Regions from separate parts of the Homo sapiens genome. Here region 1 is linked to region 2. A link is a loop called in an ENCODE intact Hi-C map of the cell type or tissue named here. Cell type or tissue: chondrocyte. All regions are shown on one strand. Each heading gives the region's core, and the rest is flanking DNA. Links, peaks and the distances in the headings are about the cores only.

Evidence for each region. Peaks named below come from ENCODE experiments on the same cell type or tissue, not always from the same donor. Only the 100,000 strongest peaks of a DNase experiment are listed, where the experiment ranks them.
Region 1: a loop joins it to region 2, with 2.7 times the contacts of the local background. A loop is called at or near these places in 2 of 110 quality-filtered maps.

Annotation. Positions count from the first base shown.
Region 1 is chr13:99,029,798-99,037,797 of GRCh38, reverse strand. It overlaps a transcript of DOCK9 not described here. Among named protein-coding and RNA genes, the nearest start is that of DOCK9-DT, 53 kb to the left of the region's middle. In chondrocyte, for the core only: CTCF peaks have their summits at 3,580 and 3,782 (motif pointing right); no DNase peak of the experiment used is centred there.
Region 2 is chr13:98,443,544-98,459,665 of GRCh38, reverse strand. FARP1 (FERM, ARH/RhoGEF and pleckstrin domain protein 1) reads right to left here. Exons shown (of 27, transcript NM_005766.4): 25 at 13,461-13,568; 26 at 12,849-13,000; 27 at 4,490-11,430. The coding sequence ends at 11,349. STK24 (serine/threonine kinase 24) reads left to right here. Exons shown (of 11, transcript NM_001032296.4): 10 at 2,362-2,498; 11 at 6,457-14,481. The coding sequence ends at 6,493. Among named protein-coding and RNA genes, the nearest start is that of FARP1-AS1, 16 kb to the right of the region's middle. RefSeq lists silencers at 937-1,231, 13,537-13,831 and enhancers at 13,557-13,606, 14,377-14,426. In chondrocyte, for the core only: CTCF peaks have their summits at 10,954 and 11,155; DNase peaks (open chromatin) are centred at 6,625 and 7,705.

The DNA.
Region 1 (8,000 bases), core at 1-8,000, 580 kb before region 2:
CATTTCTTTATACTGATGAATTAATTTGATTATGTGGATATATACTGTAATTTATCAGTCAGTTAGTTTGTTGATGGAAATTTGAGTTTATTCCAGTTTTTGGTTATTACCAATAAAGTTGCCATGAATATTTGTGTACAAATTTTTATATGGATATGTGTTTTAATTTCTCTTGGGTAAATATCTATAATAGCAGTGGAATGTTTGGGTTGTATAGCTGGTAAATGTATACTTTTTACAAAACTGCAAGATTATTTTCCAAGGTAGTTATATCGTTTTATATTTCCACCGGCAGAGTATGAGAGTTTATTTGCTCCACATCCTTGCCAACACTTTGTATGGCCAGTCTTTAATTGTAGTCATTTAATAAGTAGGTAGGAGTATCTCATTCAGTTTTAAATTTAATATCCCTGATTAGTAATAATTTTGAGCATCTTTAATGTATTGCTTTCTGTGTATTTTTTTTGGCGAAATGTTTGTTCCAATCTTTTTTGTATTTTTTAATTGGTTTTCTTATTGAGATTTGAAAGTTCTTTATATATCTGGATACAAATCTTTAATCAGGTATGTGATTTGAAAACCTTAAATCACTGAATTAAATTTTGTTTCTTTTGAATAATTTTTTTCTCTTTTTGCAATTTTTTATTGTAATGAAATACACATAATAAAATTTACTATTTTAACCACTTTTAAGAGTAGAGATCAATGGCATGAAGTACATTCATGTTGTTGTCTTTTTAAAAAATACTGTAGTCCAAAGTCATAAAAAATCCATCAGAGTCTGAGCTCTATGAGGGCAGAAACTGTATCTTATTCTCAATTATATTTGCAGAGCCTATACTATGCTTGGCACACACTAGGTCCAAATATTTGCTGAATGGACAAAATGTTTGTTTTCAGATGTCTTAGTTGTTTCGGTGTTAGTGTCTTAGCTCCAGCTGCTATAAAAAAAATCCCATTGGCCGGGCACAGTGGATCACACCTGTAATCCCAGCACTTTGGGAGGCCGAGGTGGGCGGATCACGAGGTCAGAAGATCGAGACTATCCTGGCCAACATGGTGAAATCCCGTCTCTACTAAAAATACAAAAATTAGCTGGGCATGGTGGTGTGTGCCTGTAATCCCAGCTACGGGAGGCTGAGGCAGGAGAATCACTTGAATCAGGGAATCGGAGGTTGCAGTGAGCCAAGATCACTCCACTGGACTCCAGCCTGGTGACAGAGCAAGACTCTGTCTCAAAAACAAAACAAAACAAAAAACCAACAACCAGGTGGCTTACTAACTACAATGATTTGTTTCTCACAGTTCTGGAGGCCAGAAGTTCGAGATCATGGTGCCAGCATGGTTGGGTTCTGATGAGGACCCTCTTCCATGTTAAAGAAGGATGACTTCTATTGTATTCTCACATAGCAGACAGAGAGCTAGCAAGCTCTCTGGCCTCTTCTTTATACGAGCACTAAACCTACCCATTCATGAGGACTTCACCTTCATGACTTAATTGCCTCCCAAAGTTCCCACCTCCAAATACCATCATGTTGGGATTAGGGTTTCAACATAAGAATTTGGTGGGGTAGGGAGCACAAATATTCCGTTTGTAACAGTATAATAGGGTTCTCTAGTGAAACAGAATCAATAAGATGTGTATGTGTGTATGTATTATACATCCATGTATCCATATGTTTCTTTCTATTTTAAGGAATTGGCTTAAACGATCATGGAGGCTTAAAAGTCCAAAATTGCGAGGCTAGGGTAGGCAGGCAGGCAGGCTTGGAAGGCTGACAAGCTGGAGACCCAGAGAAGAGCTGATGTTGCAATTGGAGTTCAAAGTGAGTCTGTTGTCCGAATTTCTTCTTCCACAGGAAAGGTCGGTCCTTTTCTTAAGGTCTTCAACTGCTTGGATGAGGCCCTCCCAGATTATGGAGGGCAATCTGTTTTACTCAGTCTATTGATTTAATGTTAATCTCATCTAAAAATTACCTTCGCAGAAGTATCCACATGTATTTGACCAAATATCTGGGTACTGTGGCCTAGCCAAGTTGACACATAAAAGAAAGCATCACAGTTAGGATATACTTTAACAAAGATCAAAAAACAATGCCTTATAAAGGATGGAAGTTAGGTTTACTCTTAGTCCAAGTGTAAACAGTTCAGGGTTGATTGATGACTCTACCATTTTGGGGTCCCAGGCTCCTTCTATCTTGTTGCTCTGCCATTTTCCACATAGTACTTCCTTGTAGCAGAAAAGGGAGATGGTATGGGAATGGTGTACTCCTTCCCATTTAAGTGCATGACTTTAAAATTGCACGTATCACTTAACACGTCCCATTAGCTTTAACTTTAACCATCCCATTAACTGGAACCCAATCCAGTAGACACACTTCAGTGCAAGAGAGACTGAGAAATGTAGTTTTTGGCTGGGTAGCCAGAGGCCCACCAGCACTGCTATTACTATATCAAAAGGGAAGGATAGATGTTGGGGTGAGGGAGGTATTCATCAGTCTCTGATAGTGTTCATTCATGTTTTGTGTTGCATTACATTTGATTGGAGTTCAGAATGTTTACTAATATTAAATCTGCTCATTCAAATTTGAGAGATTGAGAGTTGTGACACAACTTAAGTTTCATAATTAATGTTATTGAATTTGATCTTTCTTCTGCATCTTAAAGCACGTGTCTTGAGCAAACCTGCACATGAAAGTTGACATACCAAATGGGAAGCTGAGACAGAAGACAGAAACACAGATTCAGAAACCCACCTTGTTAAGACTGTTCCACTTCATTCTTTAGGAAGTAGGTGACTGTGAAAGTTTTGGAGCAGTGTTAGAATATGACAGATTGGGGTAATGGGAAGATAATCCGGTGGTTCCACATTGATTGCTGGATGACATCCAAATGCATCCATATGGCTTACAAGGAACTGCCTGTCTGTTTCACCTCAACTCCTGGCATCCACCTTTACTGCCTGTGTTCTGGCCACACCGAATCACAGTTCCTTCACTGTTCCTTATTATTACGCATCTCTATGTCTTCTAACAACTCTGCTCACCATTTTTGTTACCTTTTTAAAATAGAAATTTGAAGATTAAGGAAAACAGATAAAGGGCCCTTAAATTGGAGCCTACTCAGGTCCACCTATCTGTCTCTGCTGTTCGTTGAGTGCTGCGGTGTTTCAGGAATGTGTTAGGTGCATTCTTTTTGTCACCTCTCCATCCTCATGGCACCCCTGAGGGGTGTGCCATTATCCATGTTTTGCAGATGAGGAGCTGAGGCAGAAGTTTAATGATTGACTCAAGGTTACAACAGTCAGAAACTGACAGAACCAGGAATTTTGGCTGACTTCTGAGCCTGGGTTTTTCCCACCACATATTGTTCTCTTTGGAAAGAAGGTCTTAGGCTTAAGATGATTAGTAAACACAGTATATCAAGGGGCTGTGGAATCTCTGGGAGCTTCAGCTTCAGTTTGGAGTTACACCTCTTGGGTGTGCTACTGGAGAGCTGTTACCTCAGTGACTTGTGATGTGACCTGCTTTGCCGACTCTGTACTTATGTTGGGGGAAACTGGGGAAATGAGGGAGGAAGCAAATTTGGAATATGGTTTTAACCAGTTGGAATGAATTCATCCTTGACTCCTGAAAGCTTGTAATCTTCATAATCTCTTTTCTAGTGTTGCTATTTTGGATATGAGGTATGGGATAGCAGATGAATGCTTTAGGGTTGTGTGAGCTGAACAGTATTAAAAATGTGCTTTTCTCTCATCCTGAGGATCTTCCATTAATCCACTAGATGGAGCAGCTGGTTTGAATATATTTCATGATTAGAAGTTGGAAGAAAAGACATGGTGTTCATATCAGAGCCATGTCACAGACCCCCTGAAGTTGGCCAGGCATTTTGATCTCTATTTTTTCCTCTCTAAATATAAAACTTTTATTTACTCAGCACATCTATATGTAGGGAGCATTTGAGGTTCTTCTGGGACCTGACAGAAAACCATCATGGTAGAGTAGAAAGAATTCTAATCTGAAGTCTGGGGATGTGAGAGTAGAAGTCCTAGTTCAGACACTTTAGTTCTCTGTGACTTTGGTCTTTAACCGTCTTTAAGCCTCAGTGTCCTCACTTTTATCACTGTTGCAATAGGTGAGATGTGAGATGTGCCTTCTACAGGTTAGGTATATTGGGCCTCTGTGCCATCCCTTTAGACCACCTGCGCGATCAAAGATGCACGAGCTTCCATTTTGCCTGACTTGAAACTGCACTCGCTGACAGTGTCTACAACATGGAAAATCCATCCCACTGAAGACTGGAGGGTTTGTTGACGGCATTAGTTCATTTGCCTTTGTGATACTTCCGTCACCCACGGGCATTCCCGCTCATGCATGAACCCCTCCTTGGGGCAGTAGTTTCATTCCCTCACAAATGGTTTATCCTATTTTAGGGCAACACTGGTTATTAGAGTTTTTACTTATTGGTCCTGGTTGATCCTTCCAGAGCAGCCCATATCTTGTAATCTTATCTGTCTTTCATATTCAGATTTTCTGTTTTAGAACTAAGGTGGAATATTTGTTTTTTGCCTTCTCTACTACTGGTCCTGCCTGAATGATATGCTATATAAGAAATTAGACATGTTATCAAAATGCTTTTTAGTTTTTAGTTCTCAACTGATAGATAGGAAGGTGGCTATGTATGTTTAAATCTGCTACCTGTACTCAGATGTCTTAAAACATCATATGTCCTAGAATTTTAAGGTTTCATAACAAGGAACTATTCTTTAACAGTTGTTGACACATTTGTTCCTAAAAGCCAATGATGTCTTACTTAGACTACTGGAATCTGCTCCTAAGTGTTTAATGAAGTGAAATTAAAACTTCCATTTTTAGGTAGCTTTGAACTATGGGAATGTGTAACCTCACTACTCCTGATTTCTGTTAATTTTTAATTAAATACACATCTGCTAAATTAAAGACTTTCACATAGGTTGACATTCTTGTTGTTTGCCAAATACAAGAGTTTGTGATATTTGGAAACAGACTCTTCAAGTATTCCTTTTAAACTATACAGATTTTGTATTTCAAGTGGAAAGCTACAAAACACCAACTCTGTTTTAATTTGTCATATAAATTAATAAATTTATGTCATGTAAATTAATAAATTTATGTCATGTAAATTAATAAATTTATGTCATATAAATTAATAAATTTATAGTACTTCCCCTTTCAGTTGAGGAAGAGGACCTAGCCTCAGCCTTATCTTTCCCAAAGAGGGGTTTTAGGGGTGCGTATATTTGAATGAATTTTGGAATCAGGTTTTTTTTTTTTTTTGAGATGGTGTCTCACTCTGTTGCCCAGGCTGAAGTGTGGAGTGCAGTGGTGTGATCTCAGCTCACTGCAGCCTCCACCTACTGGGTTCAAGCAATTCGCCTGCCTCTGCCTCCCAAGATGCTGGGACTACAGGCACACGCCGCCACTTCTGGCTAATTTTTTTTTTGTATTTTTAGTAGAGACAGGGTTTCACTATGTTGCCCAGGCTGGTTTCGAACTCCTGAGCTTAGACAATCGGCCTGCCTAGGCCTCCCAAAGTGCTAGGATTACAGGCGTGAGCCACCGCACCCAGCCTGGAATCAGTTTTAACAGTGTATAATCTCATTGGCACTCCTTGGACTGAAGCCACTTAGCATTAAAATGTACCTTGATCTCCTGGTGACCTCCAGTGACCCACATTGATGACTCTGATGGGTTATCATTAGTTCTCCCCAGGAAATTTGAATCATCAGGATGTTTCTTTGGTTACATAATATATTTAACCCAGGTACTGGCTATTATGAAATCAAGAAGCATATCTTCCCAGAAGTGTCCTTGTGTGTGTTCATTTGTGGAAGTTGGAGGAATCAAATCTCTCCCTCTCTTTAGAGGTGTGTTTTGGAATGCCCTAAGCAGGCTGCTGTGACATCAGCCCTTGAATTTACTCTGGTTCTCATCAGGAACATTAGGAATAATTCCTCATCTTCCATGGAAGAAGGTGGAACATGAAGCAAGCCTGAAAACAAAAGCTTTACATTGGCTATGTGTGAACCACCTTTGCTGTTTTATAAGTTTTGCTAGGGGGCCTGGGATAGTAGTGACACCTGACCCCTTACTGAACATTTTCATCGATGCTCTTTGGCTCTGTGGTTTTATACTGCCCCTTTCAGTTGATGAAAAAGACCTAGCTTAGCTTTAGGTTTCTCAAATAGAGGACCACATCTATATTAAGGAACCAATGTAACTACATAAAGAACTGTAAGTTCATGTTCCTCAGAATCTTATGTGTGTAAATACTTTATGATTTTTAATTCCTTCTTATATTATCCTCATTATTGTTAACAGGATTTAATGTGGCATGCTGGAAGGAGCAGGGACTTTGGAGCCAGAGAGCCCTGGCTCATATTTCAGATACCAGCTGGGTGACTTTGGTCAAGTTAGCTTATTTCTCTGAGCCTTCATCTGTAATGGAAGAGTGTTCAGGTGACCCACGTCTCATGGCTTAATTAGTTCCTGGATAACATTTGAAGTGATCTCTTTTAAATTCATAGACATTTCCTTGGCACAATGTTACAAATTGCGATTCTATTGCAGAAAATAATTTTATGCTATAAAAGCACCAGAAATTAATTTTAAAAAGTGATAAGGATACTTTTTTTTAAAAAAAACATCAATTACAGAAAGTAAGATATTTATTATAAAGTCTATGTTGTTAATTTTTTTTTTGAGATAATTTACATGAGTTTTTGGAGAAAAATCTTCTTAAAATATGAATGCATTGAACTTTGGGCTAAAGATTAGTTCTTTTCCTGTTAAACTCTGTAGCAAGCATGAACATTTATCATCATCTAGCAATCAACAAATGAATTCAAAATCTGAGTCAGTCATTAAAAAGAAAGAATTTGCATGTTTTTGAATGGTAACATTAGTGTGGGGAGTGGTTCTGTCTTCAGAGTTCCCTTACTTGTACATTGTAATGATACCTGAGTTCAAAGTCACATTCGTTTTCAAAGTCAAGCACAATTTCAGTGATGTACATGATGTATTTGGTTGTATTTGATGCCAGTGGTCAATTAGGCTTTGTGGTTTTATAATGAGGCATCATTAGTCTGTCTTCCTTGGCAATGTCACTATTAAGAGGCATTCCTAAAGCAGAAAAAGGCTGTTTCTTCACAAGAGAGAATTTTCTCAACTTAAAAATGTTATCTTTCTCTTTAATGATGTTAGCTAGATTTGAATGCTGGTACTATCCCATCTGTTCTGTTTTGAAGCAGTGAAACCATCTTTCCCTTAAGCTAGACATTTCTTTAATGTCTCTTACCAAACCTGTCCTTAAGCATTTGAAACCTGTTCTTTAATCATTTGCTAACATGGTTTGGTTCTTAGGCTTGCTGTATTTATTACATGCAATTATATATGTACAGAAACAAATGTTCCATTTTTGTATGTCAGTGCATTGTGGTTTCTTATGATTTATTTCATATGCCTGTGACACTAGATTTTCTTGAAATATTTTTCCTAGTCTTTTATTTTACAGCACTCTGAATTTTAATGTACAATTCAACAAGTTTTAGTAAATTTGCACATTTGTGCAATCCTCACCATTATCTAATTTCAGAACATTTCAATTACTCTTGAAAGAAGTCTCATGCCCATTAGCAGTTTCTCTGTACCCCCAACTCCAGGCAACCACTAATCTGTCTACAGATTTGCCTTTTCTGAACATTTTATATAAATGGAATCACTCAGTAGGTAGCCTTTGCATCTGGTCCCTTTTGAGATGTATCTGTGCTTGTAGCATGTATCAGTACTTCATTCCTTTTTATTGCCAAATAGTGTATTCCATTCTGTTGTCTGGATAAACCACATTTTGTTTATCCATTTACCAGTTGATAGACATTTGGTTTGTTTTCAGTTTTTGGCTGTCATGAATAATGCTGCTGTGAACATTTGTATACAAGTCTTTGTGTGGACATGTGTTTTCAT
Region 2 (16,122 bases), core at 3,703-11,702:
GTTTTCCACTGCGGCTGTGTTTAGGGGTCCTGGTCCTTGAAGGGGAGGTGCTCAGGAGAGGAAGTGTCATAGGAGCTCATTCTCCTCCCCTGTGCCTGCGTCACGCAGCGGGGGACCCCCGGCCATGGGCCGTGCCTGGCCAGCCACGGTCCTGCCAGTGCCTCTTCCCAGCCCTCCAATAAGCCTTCACCTGTTGCCCTGCCCAGCAGGTGCCCTGGAGGGTTTGTCTGAGGGCCTCTGACCTGGCAAGTTCAGGGCCCGGTGGGAGCAGGGCTGTGGCCAGAGCCCGAGGCCTCACCTGCAGCTTCAAGTGGGAAGTAGCCGAGCCCGCTGGTGTCGGGGAAGCCACAGGGCACGCGGAGGCCCTGCTGGATGATGTCTGGCTTCAGCCCTGGCTCATGGTTCTGGGCACCTGTGTTCTTCCTAACTAGGATGTCCGGGTTGAGCGCCATCCTGCGCTTCATTTTGTCCCATGGGAGTTGGCCCCGTGGGATTTCCAGGCTGTGCTCCTGCGGCCCTGCCATTGGCCGCTGGAATAGGGTCAGTCAGGCAGTTAGGGAAAGTGCATGGACTTTTTCATTCTCCTGAGGCTGTTTATTTTTTTACTGGGCCCATGAAGCAACTTTGACATAATTATTCAGGACATATCCTAAACGCCGTCATATCCTGGATTTTCCAGGTAACCAATTGCTAAACTCACAGGCATCTTTCCCAATGTATTTTTAAGAATGATATTTGCTACCCTAGAGTTCAGAGTGTTTATTGTGTATTATTTCATACAATACTTGTAGAAGCCCAGTAGAAGGATTATATCCCCATGCTTACAGATGAGGACATTGAGGAGACGGGTGTTGGCGTCCCTGCTTTCCTTCAGGGAGCACAGGTCAGGTTGCTCCCTGAAGTCAGTGATGGGTCCAGCACGTTCCACACGGCAAGGGGACAGGCCCTCTCCCAGGGCGGCCCTTCTGCCGCCTTTGCTCCTTCTTTGAGACTTAGGGGCGGGGCATGGGCAGGAGGGAGAGTGCTGGATTGTAGCTGACCCTCTCGGGACTTGTAAATACTGTCAAGTGATTGGGAGTCCTAGACAAACACGAGTGGCCGCCTCGGGGCCGGCGGCGTGGCCCTGTGACAGCAAGAACTTCAGGAACAAATGCTCTCTACACCCACTGGCCCTCCAAGGTCAGACCCTTCTAGTTCCTGCCTGCCCCTTCAGTAGCGAAGAGAGAAGCCGTTGCTCTTAGGGCAGGGCTGGGTTTGGAAATGACAGCATGTGTTCAACAACCTGAAAACCAAGCTGAATGTCGCCTGAGATGTTTCTTTCTTCCCTGAAGAGGAGGCGGTGTCCATCACAAAGAGCCTCTTCTGTTGAGTTCTGAGCCATGCTGTATCTTGACTTGAACAGCTCTTATTTTCACAGTTCACGTTTTTGGGCCTCCAGAGAGAGACTTGGAGTTGACCTTCAACTGAGGGAAGTGTCTGAAGGCACTGTTGTGATTTCTCTTGGGAGTAGAGGTGCCAGGAAGAACACTGGAGATTCCCAGAATTTAAGGCTGCCACTTATTTACATGAAATCAAATATTTTGACTCTACTCTGGATCACAAAGGCAGTTTGCTGGAGTTTAAGAACCAACCCATTAACATTAGGAAGTAAGCAGTGTTGAGATCAGAATAACTTAGGATAGGCTTTGAAATTGCTTTTCTGGTACAAGGTTATGGTTGAAATAGGAAAACAGCACAGAGAGGACAGTCCATCACGGTGAGACTTGGGAAAGGCACACAGAGAGCTAGTCGTCTCTGTTCTGGCCTCGAACAGTAATGATTATGGTCTGATGATTGCCCTGTGTATACATAACTGCTCTCAGAGCATTTGAATCACCTTTCTTCAAAAGGAACCCGGGCCGGGCACAGTGGCTCACGCCTGTAATCCCAACACTTTGAGAGGCCGAGGCGGGCGGATCACTTGAGGTCAGGAGTTCAAGACCAGCCTGGCCAACATGGTGAAATCCTGTCTCTATTAAAAATACAAAAACTAGCTGGGCATGGAGGCAGGGGCCTGTAATCCCAGCTACTCGGGAGGCTGAGGCAGGAGAATCGCTGGAACCCAGGAGGCGGAGGTTGCAGTGAGCTGAGATCACGCCACTGTACTCCAGCCTGAGCAACAAAGCCAGACTCCGTCTCACAAAAAAAAAAAAAAAAAAAAGCAATTTGAAGTGGCCTGGAGCCCTAGCCAAAGCTTTTCCCGGACACCCTGGGGCTGGGGTAGTGTCGTGGTCCACACGCCGTGTTGTTCCTTGAACAGCATGCTTCCCAGTTTTGCAGCTGGTGTGCTTCATGCCATTCTTCCTGTTCGTGTGTTTTCAGTTGAAGGAGAAGAGCCAGGCGTGCGGAGGGAACTTGGGGTCCATTGAAGAGCTGCGAGGGGCCATCTACCTAGCGGAGGAGGCGTGCCCTGGCATCTCCGACACCATGGTGGCCCAGCTCGTGCAGCGGCTCCAGAGGTAACTACCCAGGGCCCCTCTGGGCTGGGGAAGGAGAGACCTGCACTTGGGCTGGGACTTAGTTGATGAGTTTGGTACTTGATTCTTGGCCTGTCTGTTCCTGTTATCTTGCAGGCCTCAGGGTAGACAGAGTTGAATTAGAGGAGACTTTGTTCTGAATTCTAGAAATCAATGTGAATGAAGGATCTGAATCTGGAAACTACTGGAAAGCCCACAGGACTTAGTGCATTTGTAGCTTTTGCCACATAAATACAGGGTGGTGGTGAAATACCTGTTTCCTCTTAATTATGCAGCTTAATTATTGGCCAGAGAATGATCGTTCTTAGCCAGATGTGTGTAACTATCTATCTGGTTTTCGGCTTTAAAGTCAAGTGTGAGAAATGACAGCAGCTTTGGTGTGGTCAACTCAGCGGGAGCGGGCGCAGGTGTGTTCCCTGTGTTAGCTGTGTGTGTCATGTCTGGAAGCCTCCTTGGTAGGGGTTCATCTGTGCCAGCCTGTAGGGAGCTTTTGTCCCTGCCCAGTGGCCCCACCTGTTGAATGCACTATGGGTGAGGACTCAGTGGGGTGACAGTTTTGCCCTCCCTGCCCCCTCCCAACTTGTTGTAGGAGTATCCATGGGAACCAAGCCCCTCCTGACTGCCATCTGGCACAAGTGCAGGCGTTTGGAGGCAGTGGATGTGTGCTGGGAAGCCGCTCTGTGTGACCTGAGGGTGATTTGTCACTGGGCTGTCCTCCACACCCCCAGGAGGACCAGGCGTGCTGCTGCCTTGACAGTTCATCTTCAGGTGTCCAGGCTGACACCTCCCAAAGCTGGCTGAGACTCTGTGATCATGAGGGGGATTTCTGGGTCTTTCCTGAGACTGCGTCCCACCTGACAGTACATAAAGAAGTTTTGCACACGTGAGGTCCCTTTTGCTATTTGGAAGTGATTGAAGGGGCTGCCTACTGTCCTGTGAAGAGCCCCTCTACGTGGGGACAGCAGGAGAAAACCACAGTTCTGATACTTCACGTTTATGCTTCTGAACTCGGGTTTCTTAGTAAGACATTTCAACTTTTTAAGTTGCTAGAAAATAAAAATGATCTACTTGGCTGCCTTCAATTTTGAGGCAATTGAAGGACGATCCCTCCCTCCTTTGATACTAAAAACAATATAGGAATAAAGGAAAATAGAATTAAAAAGTCACCCATCTTTTGCCTGAACACAAACTTTTTGATTTCTCAAACTTAGCATCACATACCTCATTCTAGAGGCATTTATTTCCCATTAGAAAGAGCTTTATAATAAAACAAATAGAACAAAACCAGAAACGGGTAGGATTGTTACTGTCTTGTTGGGCATTTTGCTCTCTGCTTTTGTAGTATTACTTTTAAAACCAATACTTTCCACACTGTCCAGAATTGCCTGAAATTGTTATGAACTGTTTGTTTATATACGTGACTTGATTTCCCCAGGGCAGCTCCAGGGCACAGAGTGTGTGGCTTGTATGTGTTGAACTGATCCACGTTTCCCATTCCCAGGCCCCTATCTCTCTGTTCCTCTTCTTTTAGTTGTTAAGGCAAGTTGATCTGTACCAGTGCTGGCCAGTAGAAGTACAGCGTGGGCCACACACAGAATTTTATGTTTTCTGCTGGATGTGGTGGCTCATGCCTGTAATCCCAATGCTTTGGGAGGCCCAGGCAGGAGGATCGCTTGAGGCCAAGAGTTTGAGACCAGCCTGGGCAAAATAGCAAGACCCTGTCTCTACCAAAAAAAAAAAATTTAGCTAGGCATGGTGGCTTGTACCTGTGGCCCTAGCTACTTGGGAGGCTGAGGCTGCAGAATTGTTCGAGCTGAGGAGTTCGCGGCTATGGCTGTGATCACGTTTGCACTCCAGGCTGGGCAACAGAGTGAGAACCTGTCTCTAAAAACCAAACAAAAAGAGAATTTTACATTTTCTAGTAGCCATATTTTTAAAAAGCAAAAAGAAGTGAAATTAGTTTCAACAATACATTTTTTAACCTGCCAGATCCAAAGTATTATTTCAACATTAATAACAACAATCATCAATAAGGTATTTTACATTTTTGGAGGGACCGTCTTTGGAGTTGGTGTGTGTTTTACACTTAGCACATCTCCATTCAGACGCAGCACATTTTACGTGCTCACTGGGCATCGTGGCTGGGGTTGACCCTATTTACCCTCGGGCGGGTCTGTAGCTACCTGATGTCTGTGTTGTGTTTAAAACTTTACTTTGCAGTGATGCATGGGGGAAGCCAAGTTGGTGCTCTCTTTCCTTTGTCTGTGATGAGGAGTGCCCTCTTTCCTCCTCTGTCCTCAGATGAGCTGCCTCTTGAGGTGCTTATCATCTCTCTGCAGGCTTGGCTGTGGTACCCACTTCTTCCTTCCCTGCTCCTGAAGCTCCCACTGAGCGTTCACCCCGATGGCTGCCAAAACCACGGTGGCCATGGCTTAGACTTCCTGCCAGTTTTGCTCCAAACATGTTGTTTCAGTGGATGGCTGTAGGAAAAATGAGAGCCGCCTCTCCTCTGAAGCATTTTCAGAGCCTTTCTGTCTCAGCTGGAATTAATGTTTGGATTCTTTTGTGTGACATCAACTCATCCCGTGATTTAGTCATTTGTATTTCTTGATAGTTGAGTCTTAGGCTCCGTGGCTAATGTGTGCTTTTGGGAGGACCTTATGTAACCATTTGTTCTCTGGGAGAGATGCCAAGTATTTCAAATGCCTGAAAAGAGGAGCTCTAGATTGGAACGTTTGAGATAAGCCTGGTCAAAGACATCCTCAGCCATCTCTCCTGGACCTGTGATTTGGAGTCTGTTGTAAAATGGTTGAGGGAATTGTGGTCATGAGGGGACCCCGTTCTCACCCTTTGTTGTCTTCTGAAGACAATCTTGTAGAATTTTTGGAAGACACAGAAATTACCCATGATCCCACCACTGTAGCCCAAATCTCATCAGCATCTTTGGGTGCATTGCCTTCTGTTGTCATACCAGGTCATAAACTTACTGAATTCTCTTATCTACCTTATAGTGCAAAGAAGATTTTTTAGAATTTCTATAGTACTTAATTTAGGATACAGAAGTTGTTCATGTAAATATACTTATATAGTGCACATATACAGGCTGAATATCCCAAATCCCCAATCTGAAACTTTTGAGCGCCAGCATGGGGCTCAAAGGAACTGCTCTCTGGGGCATGTCAGATTTCGGATTTGGGGCTGCACACTGGTAAGTATAATGCGGATATTCCCAGATCCAAAGCCAGAAGCATTTCAGATAAGGGATGCCCAATCTGTAATTTTGTATGTACTTTTAAACTTGTACATATTTTTAATATTGCTTTAATATATATATGTAAATACAGATAATTACCATTTTTAGTCTGTTATTTCAGTTTGTATAATTTACTTAACTGATTCTGTACTGTTGGGCATCAGAGTTGTTTCCAAATTAGTGTAATTACGAAAATCCCGAGAGACATCTTTGTGCAGACACGTTGTTCCTGCTTTGGACCATATTTCGGAAGCAGTTCTAGGAAATAGATTCTTGGACTGCATCACTATTTTTATGGCCAAAATGGGTTTCCTGCCCTCACATCGGGAATGCATATGCATCCCTGGAATCTTACTGTGTCATCATGTATGGATCAATGTTCACTTTTTGACAATTGATCGTAAGTAAAAGGGATATGATTTCCCGTTTTATTCACATCTCTCCAGGGAGGCTGAACCCATTCTTGGTTTTTGGTGACATGCTCTGGAGTTTTTGTGTAAGAATCATGATCTTCTCAGTCTTTATATGCATTCTTTTAAAATTAGACTTACACATTGATATTTGCTCCACTTATTTTTGTATGACTTGGAATTTCTTATGAAAACTAAGATTTTGGTTACTATATGAATTTTTGCACAGGGATGAGAAATGACATGTGTTGACTTCTCTCTCTCTCTTTTTCCCTAGATACTCTCTAAGTGGTGGAGGAACTTCATCCCACTGAAATTCCTTTGGCATTTGGGGTTTTGTTTTTCCTTTTTTCCTTCTTCATCCTCCTCCTTTTTTAAAAGTCAACGAGAGCCTTCGCTGACTCCACCGAAGAGGTGCGCCACTGGGAGCCACCCCAGCGCCAGGCGCCCGTCCAGGGACACACACAGTCTTCACTGTGCTGCAGCCAGATGAAGTCTCTCAGATGGGTGGGGAGGGTCAGCTCCTTCCAGCGATCATTTTATTTTATTTTATTACTTTTGTTTTTAATTTTAACCATAGTGCACATATTCCAGGAAAGTGTCTTTAAAAACAAAAACAAACCCTGAAATGTATATTTGGGATTATGATAAGGCAACTAAAGACATGAAACCTCAGGTATCCTGCTTTAAGTTGATAACTCCCTCTGGGAGCTGGAGAATCGCTCTGGTGGATGGGTGTACAGATTTGTATATAATGTCATTTTTACGGAAACCCTTTCGGCGTGCATAAGGAATCACTGTGTACAAACTGGCCAAGTGCTTCTGTAGATAACGTCAGTGGAGTAAATATTCGACAGGCCATAACTTGAGTCTATTGCCTTGCCTTTATTACATGTACATTTTGAATTCTGTGACCAGTGATTTGGGTTTTATTTTGTATTTGCAGGGTTTGTCATTAATAATTAATGCCCCTCTCTTACAGAACACTCCTATTTGTACCTCAACAAATGCAAATTTTCCCCGTTTGCCCTACGCCCCTTTTGGTACACCTAGAGGTTGATTTCCTTTTTCATCGATGGTACTATTTCTTAGTGTTTTAAATTGGAACATATCTTGCCTCATGAAGCTTTAAATTATAATTTTCAGTTTCTCCCCATGAAGCGCTCTCGTCTGACATTTGTTTGGAATCGTGCCACTGCTGGTCTGCGCCAGATGTACCGTCCTTTCCAATACGATTTTCTGTTGCACCTTGTAGTGGATTCTGCATATCATCTTTCCCACCTAAAAATGTCTGAATGCTTACACAAATAAATTTTATAACACGCTTATTTTGCATACTCCTTGAAATGTGACTCTTCAGAGGACAGGGCACCTGCTGTGTATGTGTGGCCGTGCGTGTGTACTCGTGGCTGTGTGTGTGTGATGAGACACTTTGGAAGACTCCAGGGAGAAGTCCCCAGGCCTGGAGCTGCCGAGTGCCCAGGTCAGCGCCCTGGACTGCTTGCGCACTTGCTCACCGAGATGATGCAGTTGGAGGTTGCTGATCTGTGCGATTGCTGTAGCGGTTGCCGGGGACCTTAAGAGTTATTTTGCTTCTCTGGAAGGGGCCTATGCTTGCTAGGCAGGCAGCCAGTGTGTCTGTTTTTCTTGGTTTGCTGTGGGACCTTGCTTGGCGAGGGGGAAAATCTCTGGGTTTCTGGAGTGGGAGGGTTCGTGCAGCAGCTGTTGACTGGTACATGAAGCATTCTTTTATGTTTGTTGAAGCTGATGATTGACATCTCCCGTGGGTGTGCCAGTTCTTGTGGAGTTAAGACAGGATTTTTGGAAGCAAGGAAGTTAGTGGGTGAGCTTGGGGATGTAGCTCAGCTATCTGCTGGTCTAGTGGCCTCTAAGCTATAGGGAGGGGACAGAGCCCTGAGCTACAGATGCTTGAGTGGGTTATTGTGTCGGTTTGCTAGTGCAGTCTGGTTTTTAAGCTCTAAAATTGAGGTATTTTATTAGAAGTGGATTTGGGTTGAACTCTTAATTTGTATAAGGGATATATTTTGGTTGGGGAAATAGAACTGAGTTGCTAATTCTTATTGTACTCATTACTCCATACAAGAATGTTATGTTGAATAATAAAATTGGAGAAGATTTCATTTTGTGTTTCCAGGGAGTATTCTGTGTGGGGAACTGTTTCCTTACGTGAGGCCGGCGGCATAAGTCAAAGATGAGTTTTGTCCTTGCGAATCACACAGATTGAGTCTGTGTTCCCCAGGGTGTGCCGTTACCTGATTTTTAAGTGAGCCAGGGCGGACAGCAGCTTTTCTGATTTACAGAGTTCTTCAGATTTACAAATGGACAATGACATCACAGTTTTTAGCACTGAAGCCAGTCTCATGCTAGTAACAGTGGGTGAGCCGCTCGAGGGACTGGGTTCTAATGAATACTGGTATGAACGGGGAGTCTCTGCAGTCGCCAGACAAATCATACTCAGCCCCTTCCCCCGTAGAGCAACAAGTGGTTCTTTTAGAGTTGACTGGCAGCATTTCCTGTCGGGGGAGGTGGGGTTTGATGGAGTTAGAAAGCTCGCCTCTGTGTACATTCTCTCCTGGGCTGTTACTTTCTGTAGACGCACAAAATCAGCCCCAATGTTTTTAAGGGCATCTTAGCCAAGGAAGCTGGCTTTTGTGTCGCCACTTCCAGGCCTGCATTAAGAGAGAGCCCAGGCACCAGGGCTACCACTGGAACCTGCCTCAGCGTCAACTGCTGCTGGTCTGTAGCCAGGCCCAGCCTTTGAGACGGGTTTACTGTCACCAGTAGCCTCTCAGTGCCAGCCCTGAGCTGCTCCTGGCTCAGCTGCCCAGAGCCTGCAGCCTGGGGAGGTACTCAGCCTCTGGGAGACGAGGGCCGTGGACTGGGTGGCTGGTAGCTCCTGCGTTTTTGAGCTGTGTCCTGGCTGGCTGCTGCCAATGAGGTGGACACCAGTGTGGTTTGGGGTGCACTGGCCACTTCTTGCTGGGTTCTGATTTTCTTGGAAGTGCATCTGCCTTCCTTATCCAATAGTTTTATCCCTGCATTGCTCTTGTGAAGTGGCTGGTTTGGTTCTGTATGTAGCATTTTGTACCTTTCCTCTGGCAAAACACTGTCAGTTTATAAACATTTTTTATATTTCCCTCCTTTAAAAACAGCTTGTGTATTTCTGCTATAAAATGTGTCAGCAAAGGCAGAGTGACCTAATAGGGCATGTTCTTAAGCACAGGGACTGTATCATGCAGGGGCCAATAAAGCTCAAGAAAACGAGTATCTGCATCATTGTGTGTCTCATGTGTAGTGTGTCTCAAACTCCACTCAGATGGACTGTTACCCACACTAGTATTTTCTTGAGGGCACACAGGAAGCAGAGGTGCTGGTCACAGGTCAGAACCACCAGTGTCCAGCAAGTAGTTTGGAATCAATCAATCATTCAGAAATAAATAGCTGAGGAGACTGCCTTGTCCCCAAGTCTCCAGGAATGAGTGAGTGGTGACTTCTGGAGGGAGCCTGATGCTGCTGTGTGGCCCGGAGCTGTTTGTTTGCTCTGCCCCTGCCTGGAGGTGGGGGGAGCATAGGGAACAGTGGGGGGCAGGCCCTCCCTGTGTCACTCTGAACACTGGGGCTTTAGAAACCCTTGCTGGAGTGTCCCCTTCCCCCCTCCCCCCCCACACAGAAAATGAAGACTACAGACAAAGTTGGTTGTTTTGCCTTAAAACATCAATATGCTGGATTGTGGCGTGAGGTATTTTTATTCCCTTTGTTAGTACTGGAAACCGTCTGGTACATCTTGTAAGGCAAATGATTAACACACGGCAGGCTCTTCGTCCGTTTGCAAGTTGCTGTTTGTTTCCAGCTACACCAGTCAGAGCTCCACAGAGAGGGTGCGTTCCTGGTTCTCAGGTGGGCAGGTGCTATGGTGCGGGGCGCTGGAAAGAATGGGGTTGAATTGGCCCTCGCCTCCGCTTGTTTGAGACTCTCGTTAGAAAGGGCTTAGGAAAACCAAGGGAATGGCAGCCACCCCATCACCATCGAGAACAGGCAGACGTTTCCCGAGTAGGGGCCAAAGCCACTGGAAACCGTGTTCCCTGTGCAGTCCGACTGACACTACCCCATGCCTGGGGGGAATGAGTATAAAAAGGGAAATGTTTTTGAAGACAGGCACGATATATACTACTAGAGAATGCGCAGTTTCAAACCACAGTTGCAGGAGGATATAGGAATAACGACAGGTGCCGGGGACTACGTACCATGATTTCATAGTGCTCTGCAGCCAGCAGGCTCACTAAACGCTCATCACGGAACATACCACAAATGGTGCTGATCAATGACACACGGGTTTTCATGCTTGTGACACAGACAGACAGCAAAACACCACGGCTTATTATCTTCCCATTGTGTACACCACTCACAGGACGGTGACAGTCCAGGTATTGCACTGGATCTCGGCTTTGCTTAACAGAAAACAACCCTGCTACGGTTGGAAAGAGTTACCACTTAAAACGATTTGGTCAACTTGCACCAAGAAGTAGGTTGGGAACAGGTGTTTTCAGGTGAGCGTGAAACCCCGCAGTGGAACGCTGTGTGCTGCAAATTGCTTATTAATCAGAGAAGTGAGTCCTACTAACTTCCTATTATTACAAAAGTAGAAAGACTGAAAAAAAAAATGAAATCTGAAAATGATCTCATTTGCTTAAGGCTGCACTGAGTGTATTGCAAACAAACAAACAAACACCGGGAAGTCCACTTCGTAAAATGCAGCAGCCAATAGGTGAAAATAATAAAAGAAAGAACTTTTTTTAGGAAGAAAAACACTTGCCCTGTCTTGTGTTGAACGGATGTGTGTGTACTGTTTTTCAGGGGCAGGGTGGAGGGAAGATGTCATTTGGCACTCTCGTAATGACAATGTTTTAATACTGGCACTAGCTAAAGAACAGCGCCCCCAGCGGATGCCAGGACTGGAGGTGGGAGCGCTGTTCATTCAGACGCTGAGAGGTCGGGGTTAAAAAACGCGGCTGTGGAGACAGGAGAGCTGCTGGGAAGCCATGTTTTTGATTTTCAGACAGGTGTTAATTTTACCAGGCTTCATTAATACAGAAGAAAGGAAACGTCTTCCAGGAAAGCAGCCACTGCGGAAACGAGTGTGTCCGGCCATCAATACACAAGAGACTCTTTGTGACTCAACACGTGGGGTCGCGAGGCAGAGCTGGTGGCACTGCGGATCACTTCCATCCACCTGCAACACGGGAACGCCAGTTAGTCAACCTTTTGTTTGGACGGACTCCTGACACTTTGGTGGGCATCGCTTACAGAAACACAAGGTGAAGTCAGGCCGCCTGGTTGGTAATCTGCCACTTCAGCAGAAGAGCAAGGGAACAGCCAGCACCCAGGCGTTCCTGAGGTACAGTGGAGACCCACTGGCCTGGGCACTCACTCAGTGTGGAGCTGGAAGTACCTTGCTGCAGTGACACTGCCCGCTCCATTGGAGCAGTTAGGAGCGAGGTGGCCTCTGGTTGCTGGGGAGAACGCTACCTCCTATTTTCATGGACATGGCAGAGAATGGCGGGACGTGTCCCATCCTGCTTAGTGGAAGCTCTCCCTTCCTTTTTTCTTTTTCTTTTTTTTTTGAGACAGGGTCTGGCTCTGTCACTCATACTGGAGTTCAGTGGTGCAGTTATCGCCCACTGTAGCTACCTCCTGGGCTCAATCGATCCTCCAGCCTTGGCCTCCCAGGAGATGGGACTACAGGCTTGCACCACCACGCCCAAATCTCCCTTTTTATATATTTGTGTATTTGCTCTCTACCGGTGCTTCTCAAATGGGTGCAATGCTGTCCCATTTGGTAAAGTCTGGAGACATTTTTAGATGTCCCAACTGAGGGGTTGCTGCGGGCATCTAGTGGGTGGCCAGGGATGCCGCTGAACATCCTGCACAATGCAGGACGGACTCCCCAAATTACCTGGCCTTGTCCCAGGCCTTTCAGGATCTGGACTGCAAGGCTGGACCCTTTGTCACAATAATAGCAAAATCCCAACTTTGATCAACCCAGCTCTCAACCCAGCTCTCGAGCTCAGTCCAGGATCAGATTTGAGAATGGCTCTCCTCTAGGTTCCTTTTTCAGGTGATGTTGTTTAGGAGGTGCTCAGCATATTGCTGAGGACCCCTCCCCTTCTGCCTCCCGGGGCGAGGAGGGCTCAGCAGGGCAAACTGCACAAGTAGTCGGCTTGGGGATGCAATTTGCAGAGGCCCAGGATCTCTATTCAAAATATGAATTGCAGGAACAGTCTTAGGCCTGACTGTTGCATTTCTTTCTTGGCTAAATGAAGTCTGCAGTCCCTGCCATTACACCATGTAGGCAGTCTCACTGGGGCTTAGCTTCATCATCCCGGACACGTTATGTCAGAGATCTCCAAGCAAGATGTCTAGGGCCTCAGCCAACACCGTGCAGGGTAAGGGCGCAGGGAAGTTGGGACCCCACTTTCTGCCATGAGAACAGAATCGCCTGCTGGTGTCGGGCAGTGGGACCCCAGGTCTAAACGCTTAGTTGGCAGGGAAGGGTGGGGCCATCTCACTCGCTGACTTGGGAGAAATCCTGATGTTTGGAAGAGGGGGTCCTCTTCTGCAGGGCCCTGTGCGTGGGAAGGGGGTGTCTACCTTTCGAACGTGTACTCGCTTTCCGCCCTGAAGTAGTAGACGTGGGACTTGAAGTGCAGCTTGAACACGTAGTCTTTCTGGATGTTCTCGGACTCAGAGGGGATGGTGAGCGAGTAGCCGAGCAGAGGCAGGCTGGCAAGGGGATGATTGTCCTGGAAAGGGGAAACAAAGCAAAGTGGCTTTTCGGGGTCAGCTTCTGCTGCTGGGCCTGGCTGCTGCCCCGCATCAGACAGGGACTTGGGAGCCCAGGCAGCTCCCTCCTCGGGCGTGGGCCTGGAAGGGACCATGGCAGCCAGTGTTTGCCTGTACGTGATGGCCCGGGTGGCAAGTCCCGCCAGGACTGAGCTGTAGATAAAGCCAACCCCCGTCCCTTGTCCAGGCAGAAGACAGGTGGCCCTTCCTAGGGCAGAAGTTGTCCTTCAGTGGATGATAATGTCAGTCTTCCCTAGAGTTGAGGGCCTCGGGTGGACAGGGCCCCCCGCCAGCATCCCTGTCATCCCCGTGACACCTGGAGCCCAAGAGGCCTGAGTCATTCCAGAGGAGGGCGGCCCCCTCACCTCATGCTGCCACCCCCAAGGTCCCAGGGCCACCTGCCCTGTGCGAGACACTTACCTGGTGTGATTTGTAGAAGAACAGGCAGAAGTTTGTGAACACCACCCACAGCTTCTGCCACCCGTTGCTGTTTTTGAATTTCCTCAGCAGGTTTCCAGACAACTGATTCTGAAAGGCAAGGAGGCCTGTGAGAAGCACAGCGGGCACCTGCCCCAGGAGGGCACAGAGAGCAGCTCTCCCTGCACCAGGGCCCTGGGCTGGGGCATGTCCGTGACTGAAGGATGTGGGCCCCACCCCCGCTCCCCCGTGTGTGGGGAGACTTGGCAGGTCCTGGGACCCTGATCTCATCACTTCCCCTTGTCACTTGCTGTGGGGCATCTTGGGGTCCCTGTGTCCCCCCAAAAGACACGTTGAGGTCCTGACTACCAGTACCTTAGAACACAGGCTTATTTGGAAATAGGCTCGTTGCAGGGTAACTAGTGAAGACGAGATCACACTGGGGTAGGGTGGGCCCTAAATCCAACGGGAGTGGTGTCCTGAGGAGAAGAGCCACCTTGAGGGGAGAGGGGTGTGCCCTGTGACACCGAGGCAGAAATGGGGGCGCAGGACCCCATGCATTGCCAGCAGGCGGAAGCTGAAGGAGGGAAAGATCCATCCCAACAAGCTCAGAGCAGCACTCGTTTTGAGGGGCCAGGCACCCTACCCAGGAAGTGGGGCCTGGGGTGCATGTGAGTGGCTCCCACATGCCCTCTAGTGGCCCAGGAGGCAGTTGCAGCCCTGCCCACCTCCAGGCTCAGGGCCGGCCCAGCCCCTGGAGCATTGTTAGGATGCGCTGCAGCCCAGCTAGGGGGCAGGGACAGGCACCTGTGTCCATGCTACCTCCAAACAACTCTGAGCAGGCCTGACGCACTGGTGGCTCATTTCGTCCCTTTGCCAAAGTGACATCACCAGCAGAGACTCAAAGCAGTTGCACCACCTTGTAAAGGCACTTAATGCCACTGAATTGTTCCCGTAAAAATCGTTAAGTTGGCCAATATTGTGGTATAGCTATTTTACCACAATAAAAAATACAGACCTCCGAGTCTGCCTCATTCCATCTCTCTGGGTGCCCCTGGCACTAAGCTTCTGTGCTGGGAGCTGGGATCAAATGGTCTGATGTCCCTGCCCTCCAGTTGCTCAGGGAGGGTCCAGTGGGAGACATGGACACTGACAGTAGGTCCGTGAGGGGCTGCAGGATGTGGGGGACCCCGCAGACGGGGAGAAAGGGCATTCCAGGCCAGGCAGGCAGCTCCAGCCATCCATCCTCCTCCCCCAGTGGCAGAAAGGAACAAGAAAATGCAAGGCTCCAGGTTCCCAGAAGGTCCTGGTGGTGGCCAGGGCTGGGCTGATGCCCATGCGGCATCTTGGGTCACGCAACATGGAGCAAGGAGGGTGGCACACTCCCCTTTCCTAGGTATTTTCATACTGACTCACATAATTTTCACACAGCAGCCAGCCCACAGTGGGGTTCATACATGTCACCCATCACAGTCTGGGCCCATTTGTTTCCAAAGCAGCTTCCTTAGCGCTCTCTAGCTTCTGCCTGGCCATTCCAATAGCCTCTGGAAACCTCTTTATCAATAGGCACATCCAGCGGCCCTTCCTCGCTCCCCACGGCCGGGCCGAGCCTCCCGCTCCCCTGTGTCGGGTCCATCCTGGCCTCCAGCGTGTTACGGGCCCTGCGCGCCATGAGTCTCCTGCCCTGCACTCAGGAGGCCGAGGCCATGCTGGTGGCTCCCAGACCTGTCTCCATTCACTGCCTTCACGAGAGGGTCAACATCCTTGTTCAGAACCAGACCAGCCTGCCCTGTCTCCTCGTGGCCCTTCATTGGGGCCACCGCTCCTCTCCCTTCTTGGATCCCATTCCCTCAGACCCTGCTGTGGGTTGAATTGCACCCCCAACAAGTCCAAACCCTCCGTGCCTACAATGGTGACCTCACATGGACACAGGGTCTCTGCAGATGCGATCGAGTCAAGGTAAGGTCACTAGGACGAGCCCTAAGCCCAGCACGAGCCGTGTCCTTAGAAGAGGATATTAGAGTGCAGATACAGGGAGGACAGCTGGTGACACGGCAGACCGGAGCCCTGCAACATGGGTGGAGTCGGGGACCCCCCGAGAAGAAGACTGCCGCAGCCACCAGATGCTGTCAGGTGGGGACATTTTCCCTCAAGGCCTCCCAAAGGAACCCACCTGCCAGCAGCTTGATTTTGGACTTCCGGCTTCCCGCACTGTGGGAGATGTTTCTGTGGCCTCACCCAGTCTGAGGTTGGTGCCGAGTGACGCCACGGGGAACAAATATAACCCCCGTGCCCGCCACTCCCTGGCCTCACTGTCCCTTCCCTCCTTCCGGTCCTGTCTGCACCCCGTCCCTTCCCTCCTCCCAGTCCTGTCTGCGCTCTGTCTGCTGAACAACTTCCCTGCTGTCCCGTCTCGCCACTCCAGCCTTAAAAGACAACTTGCATTGCTTTGCCTCTGGCCCTTCACTGGCTCTAGTGCCCACAGGCTGGGCAGCCCTCTGGCCATCCCAACATCTGACCCCACCTCTAGTGGGAGCCCCCAGGCCTGCCGGCTTGCCCACAACTTTTAGCAGAGGCCAGTGAGGCCACACGGTCCCCAGATACGCCCCTTCCTCAAGTGTGCCTACACGAGTCAGACGGGAGTGGGAACTGGGAGAGGCTGGGC